Regions from separate parts of the Homo sapiens genome. Here region 2 is linked to region 1. A link is an interaction called in ENCODE POLR2A ChIA-PET data of the cell type or tissue named here. Cell type or tissue: OCI-LY7. All regions are shown on one strand. Links, peaks and the distances in the headings refer to the core of each region. The heading gives the core; the rest is flanking DNA.

The links. ChIA-PET counts read pairs that join two places held together with the same protein. Peaks named below come from ENCODE experiments on the same cell type or tissue, not always from the same donor. Only the 100,000 strongest peaks of a DNase experiment are listed, where the experiment ranks them.
Region 2: POLR2A ChIA-PET joins it to region 1 with 5 read pairs; 3 of 35 experiments call an interaction of 5 or more read pairs at or near these places.

What each region holds. Positions count from the first base shown.
Region 1 is chr15:40,625,878-40,628,377 of GRCh38, reverse strand. KNL1 (kinetochore scaffold 1) reads right to left here. Exons shown (of 26, transcript NM_144508.5): 11 at 170-308. Among named protein-coding and RNA genes, the nearest start is that of KNL1, 33 kb to the right of the region's middle. In OCI-LY7, for the core only: no CTCF peak of the experiment used is centred there; no DNase peak of the experiment used is centred there.
Region 2 is chr15:40,548,874-40,552,677 of GRCh38, reverse strand. It overlaps a transcript of CCDC32 not described here. Among named protein-coding and RNA genes, the nearest start is that of CCDC32, 14 kb to the left of the region's middle. In OCI-LY7, for the core only: no CTCF peak of the experiment used is centred there; a DNase peak (open chromatin) is centred at 1,907; H3K4me3 peaks cover 650 bases; H3K27ac peaks cover 1,064 bases.

The sequences.
Region 1 (2,500 bases), core at 1-2,500:
GCATTACAAACTAAGAATTAAAAATAAACTAAATATTATTTTACTGATCAACTTTTTATAACCCCAAAAAGGCATATACAACATTCAAATATTTCCTGAACTGAAAACTACTTATTATTAGTTAAGTAAGCAGATGGCTGCTATTATTTAGCCTTCATGAAGCTCTTACTGCTGAAGTCCAGAGAGGTCCCATCAGCCTTGATTGAATCCAGAGAGCTGCTGCAACTAGATGGGGTCCTGCTCAGGTTTTTTATCAATACACTGTTAGCACTTTTATCTATATCCTCTTCAGTATGGTGATCAAAAATCTGAAATTGTCAATTAAGGAATATCATCAGAATAAAATATACACTGTATACTTACGACAAACACTAACAGAAATACTACTTCTAACATACAATTAATCTATAATTCATATGAAATATCTTAGTGAAGAATTAGAATAAGTAACAAACATCTTAAGCCTTTAATTAGAGTTAAAAGTAATTTTATTGAAAATTACTCTATGGATTATACTGTGTATGCAAATTATTTCTCATTATATATCTAAGTTATAATCAGATCCTGTAAGCTATCAAATGTTCACCTATCCAATTATTCAACTACTAGCCACCAACAGCAGGGCAACCACACTGCAGAAAACCAGACTAGAATATTGGCTGTATGTGGTGGCCCTGGCTAGAGTCCAGACAATAAACTTATTTCCAGGCTTTACTACTTTCCTCCCCAGCTGACCAAGACTTCTTTAGCTGAATAAGTTATGTGGTCCTGCTTTTACTATTTTAACCATTTGACTTCACAGCTTTAAATGCCATCTTCATCTATCTTCTTACATGCTTTTGGTAAGTTTTTTTTTTTTTTTTTGAGGCGGAGTCTCACTCCGTTGCCCAGGCTGGAGTGCACTGGCGTGATCTCGGCTCACTGCAAGCTCCACCTCCCGGGTTCACGCCATTCTCCTGCCTCAGTCTCCTGAGTAGCTGGAACTACAGGTGCTCGCCACCATGCCTGGCTAATTTTTTGTATTTTTAGTAGAGACAGGGTTTCACCGTGTTAGCCAGGATGGTCTTGATCTCCTGATCTCGTGATCAACCTGCCCTGGCCTCCCAAAGTGCTGGGATTATAGGCATGAGCTACCGCGCCTGGCTGAAAACAATATATTCTTTTATGTAAATGCTATTAAGGGGGCTGGGCGCTGTGGCTCACGCCTGTAACCCCAACATTGTGGGAGGCTAAGGAAGGTGGATCACTTGAGATCAGGAGTTTAAGACCAGCCTGGCCAACATTGTGAAACCCTGACTCTACTGAAAATACAAAGATTAGCCGGGTGTGGTGGCACATGCCTGTAATCCCAGCTACTCAGGAGGCCAAGGCAGGAGAATCGCTTGAACCTGGGAGGCGGAGGTTGCAGTGAGCTGAGATCACGCCACTGTGCTCCAGCCTGGGCAACAGAGCAAGACTTAATCTCAAAACAAAACAAAAATAAATAAATAAACGCCATTATGGGCCGTGGTGGCTTATGCCTGTAATCCCAGCACTCTGGGAGGTCGAGGTGGGTGGGTCACTTGAGGCCAGGAGTTTGAGACCAGCCTGGCCAACGTGGTGAAACCTCGTCTCTACTAAAAATACAAAAATTAGCTGGGCATTGTGGTGTGCACCCGTACTCCCATCTACTTGGGAGGCTGAGACACGACAATCACTTGAACCAGGGAGATGGAGGTTGCAGTGAGCCGAGATCGCGCCACTGCACTCCAGCCTGGGCAACAGAGCGAGGGTCTGTCTCAAAAATAAATAAATGAATAAATATTATGTAAACTCCATGACAGCAGATTTTTCTCTGCATTCCCAGCACATAAAACAGTGCCTAAGACATAGCAGATAATCTATATATTTATCGAAAATAGAATGCAGGCTGGACGTGGTGGCTCACTCCTGTAATATCAGGACTTTGGCAGGCCAAGGTGGGTGGATCACCTGAGATCAGGAGTTCGAGACCAGCCTGGCCAACATGGGGAAACCCAATCTCTACTAAAAATACAAAAAAAAAAAAAAAGAAAGAAATTAGCCGGGTGTGGTGCCAGGCACCTGCAATCCTAGCTACTCGGAAGGCTGAGGCAGGAGAATCACTTGAACCCAGAAGGCAGAGGTTGCAGTGAGCTGAGATCACACAACTGCACTCCAGCCTGGGCAACAGAACAAGACTCTGTCTCAAAAATAAAATAAAATAAAAATAAAATTAAATAATAAAGAAAATGGACTCTCAACTTCTACATATCCTTGTCAGCCAAGGAAATTCAGTCAAGCTTTACTTCATGCAGTTGGCAAAATAAAAAGCTTTTTACTCCCCAAATATAACAACACTGAAGATGACTTTTCAAGCTATATATAACCTCCCTAGAGATTCTTATATAAAGCCAAATTGACAAATCACTAGAGGTGACAGTATACATACCTTTTGAAATTTTTGAAATTATACAATTTTAACTTTGGCTACTTTTTGTAC
Region 2 (3,804 bases), core at 661-3,160, 76 kb after region 1:
TCAGCCTCCTGAGTAGTTGGAATTACAGGTGCAAACCACTACACCCGGCTATTGTTTGCTCATTTCTAAATCAAGTATTTGTCTTGCCCAAAAGGATAGGAACCAATTAGGTGGTTCCATATACTTGCTTAGTGATACAAATATTTTTATTGTAATATTCAAATATACTTTCCTCTTTTTTTTTTTTTTTTTTTTTGAGATGGAGTTTTGCCCTTGTTGCCCAGGCTCGAGTGCAATGGCGCGATCTTGGCTCCCCGCAACCTCTGCCTCCCGGGTTCAAGCAATTCTCCTGCTTCAGCCTCCTGAGTAGCTGGGATTACAGGCATGCACCACCACGCCCGGCTAATTTTGTATTTTTTTTAGTAGATTTGGGGTTTCTCCATGTTGAGGCTGGTCTCGAACTCCTGACCTCAGGTGATCTGCCCGCCTCAGCCTCCCAAAGTGCTGGGATTACACGCATGAGCCACCGCGCCTGGCCGCTCCTCTTTTTTCCTTCTTTATTTTTTTTTTGTTTTTTTGAGACAAGGTCTCCTCACTCTATCACCCAAGCTGGAGTGTAGTGACAATCATGGCTCACTACAGCCTCAACCTCCCAGGCTCAATCCATCCTTCTGCCTCAGCTTCCCCTGAGTAGCTGGGACTATAGGCATGTGCCACTATGCCTGGCTAATTTTTAAAAAAAATTTTTGTAGAGACAGGGTCGCATTATTTTGCCCAGGTTAGTCTCGAACCTCTGGGCTCAAGCTATCCTTCCACCTTGGCCTCTCAAAGTGCTGGGATTACAGGTGCAAGTCACCATGCCTGGCCCTTTCCTCTCTTTTCATTGACTAATGGTTAACCTTTTTTTTTTTTTTTTTTTTTTTTTTTTGAGACAGGGTCTCACTCTATCACCAGGAGGGCTGGAGGGCAGTGGCACGGTCTCAGCTCACTGCAGTCTTGACCTCCTGGGCTCAGGTGATCCTGCCTCAGGCTCCCGAGTATCTGGGACTACAGGTGCATACCACCATGCCCAGCTTATTTTTTATATTTTTTGTAGAGATGGGATTTCGCCATGTTGTCTGGACTGGGTTAACACCTTTATTAGTAGATTTAGTCGCTTTATTCCTACTGCATTTTATTGGCAGGATACGTGTGACACAGAGAGTGGCTCTCTGTGGCCCCTGGGTACATTGAGGAAGCCAGAATATTGACGGTCATCCAGGCTTGCAGGCTGCCATCTCCACCTGGAGTTCAGATGCCAGGCCTCACTCCTCTCCAGGGCCATCTGATGGCTTTCAGGATGGATTTTTTTGTTTTGAGATGGAGTCTCACTCTCTTGCCCAGGCTGGAGTGCAGTGGCGCCATCTTGGCTCACTGCAAGCTCTGCCTCCCGGGTTCACACCATTCTCCTGCCTCAGCCTCCCGAGTAGCTGGGACTACAGGCGCCCACCACCACGCCCGGCTAATTTTTTGTATTTTTAGTAGAGACGGGGTTTCACCGTGTTAGCCAGGATGGTCTGGATCTCCTGACCTCATGATCCGCCCGCCTCGGCCTCCCAAAGTGGTGGGATTACAGGCGTCAGCCACCGTGCCCTGCCAGGATGGATTTTTTAAAGAAAGAAAAACTAAAATTTTTATTCTCCCTGCATGATAAACAAACAACAATTATTCTTCCTCAGAAACAACAGTTTAAGAAAAAAAAAGCAATGAGGTCCCAAAACACTCTCCCAAAGTGCAGATCATGGGATGGTAAGAGAATGTTTCTGTACCCGAAAATAGTGTTTCTGTCATTCAGGCAAGATTCTAGCTTTGCCTTTTCCCTACTTCCCATTTTCTACCTCAGAAACAGAAATTGGAATATGAGAGGGTGGAGAATCGCTTTAGAGGAACTGAAACAGAGTTTGTAAGTTGAATGGTTTCTAGCCCATGTGTAAACCTGGGTGCGGTGTGAGAGGAGCTCTGCACGACTCCACGGAAGGGAACCCAGTGAGTTGTAGCTATAGTTTCTTAATTGATTTAGAGGTGACAGCGTAAACAATGGCTCTAAAAAAAGGTGAAACTCCATTTACCAAAACCAAATTTGACACTAGCTCCCAAAGCTAACTTGTTAATACAGATTTATCTTAGGCTAGTGAAGTGGCACTAAATTTGAAACTGAGAGTCTTGGGTGCTGTCTTTTATCTGTCTTGTGGCTTACTGAATGGTCACAAATAAGTCAAGTGACCTCTTCATGTTCCAGTTCCTTTTCAGTAATGGGACTAACCATAGGAAAAAATAGTATTGGCCTAAAATGCTGATCTCTTTCCTTTGACCCTGAAAACTCCAAGGAACTCCAGTTAGGGCTTCCTCAACCTAGTAAGATTTGTAAGTTGGTAGAATCTTACTTATCACCCCTGACTTTCTTCCTTCTTCCTCCTTAGTGAAATAGACAGCAAGTTAGAGCAAATGGAGCAATATTTAGTGCTAAAGCTTTAGAGCCAGGGGAGGGTAATCACCAACACGGGCCAAGCCGTAATGACTTGGTACACCCAGAGAAGGCTGGGCTGCAGCCAGGCAGATAACCTAAGGGACTGCTGCTGTTCTCTCCCGGCACACACACGTGCTCATCACTCAGCGCCTGGCAAGATCAGGGCTGGAGTGACACAGGCATGCATCCAATACCTGATCCAGAAATAGGCCCTGGCTGCAGGCACAGCAAGTAAACAAACGTCCCGCCAGCTGTGGCCGAGGTGCACCCTTCCAAGCAGACCTGCCCACCAGGACCATTGCTGGAAGACGGAAGCCCTGGAGCCTCTCCCTGGCCCTGTTTTGGAAGGAGTCCTCCAAGGCTGAGAACAGCCCCAGCCACATGAAGCAGGCAAGGTTTTCTTGAAAATTCTAAATTATCCCAACCAGCTTTGGCCCTACGTCAGTTATAAGACTCAAGATAGGATACTGCCATTGGGATGTTAGGTTTGTGCGAGGGCTGTTTACTTGAGCCCAGAAATAGGTTATTTAAGGCAGAGATTCATTCATCTAACCAATATTTGTTGAGCCCCTGCCATGTTCCAGGCATGGTGCATGGTGTTAAATAAAGCAGAACGGCATCTTCCCACATAGAATGATGGAGGGGGGAGTAGAGCCTACCTCATTAATTCTGTGGAAGTTGTAAGCACAAGGTGCTTTGAGAGCACATGGGAAGGAGATATGAGAGCCCTAGACCAGTTGGAGTGGGGTAGGAGAGAGGCCGTGTTAGGGGAGCTGAGTCCATAGAAATGAATAGGAGTGAGAGGAAATAGAAGAGTAAGAGCATGGGGACCAAGAGGAGTCCTGGAAGAGGAAAACAGCATGTGCAAAGCCCTAAAAGCAAAAGGGAACTTGGAGGATGGAAGGTAGTTCAGTGTAGCTGGAGCACAAAGAACAAAGGAGGGACAGACGAGAGGTGAGGGTGGAAATTACTAAACAAGGCCAGGTGTGAAGGATTTTATAAACCATGTTAAGGAGTTTGGAGTTTATTGTGGGAGAACAGGGAGCTAATGGCTGATTTTAAGAGGGGCAGTGACAAGATGAGATTTACATCTAGAAGGTTATGGCTGCCATGGGTTTGCCATAATTAAAGTGATTGAGGGTGGACAAGTTATTCACACTTGGCAGCGATACATGTCTATGTGAAATGGTTTTTCTTTGTTTTTATTTTCTACTTCAATTTTTCTTGTTATTTTTTCACTATTACAGAACAAGTAGAATCATGTATGGCAGATTGTATTTTCCAAAGATGGCCAAATCAGTGTATCCCATCCCACTCATTCATGTTCCAGTGTGATGTGGACACTCCTCCCCTGAGAT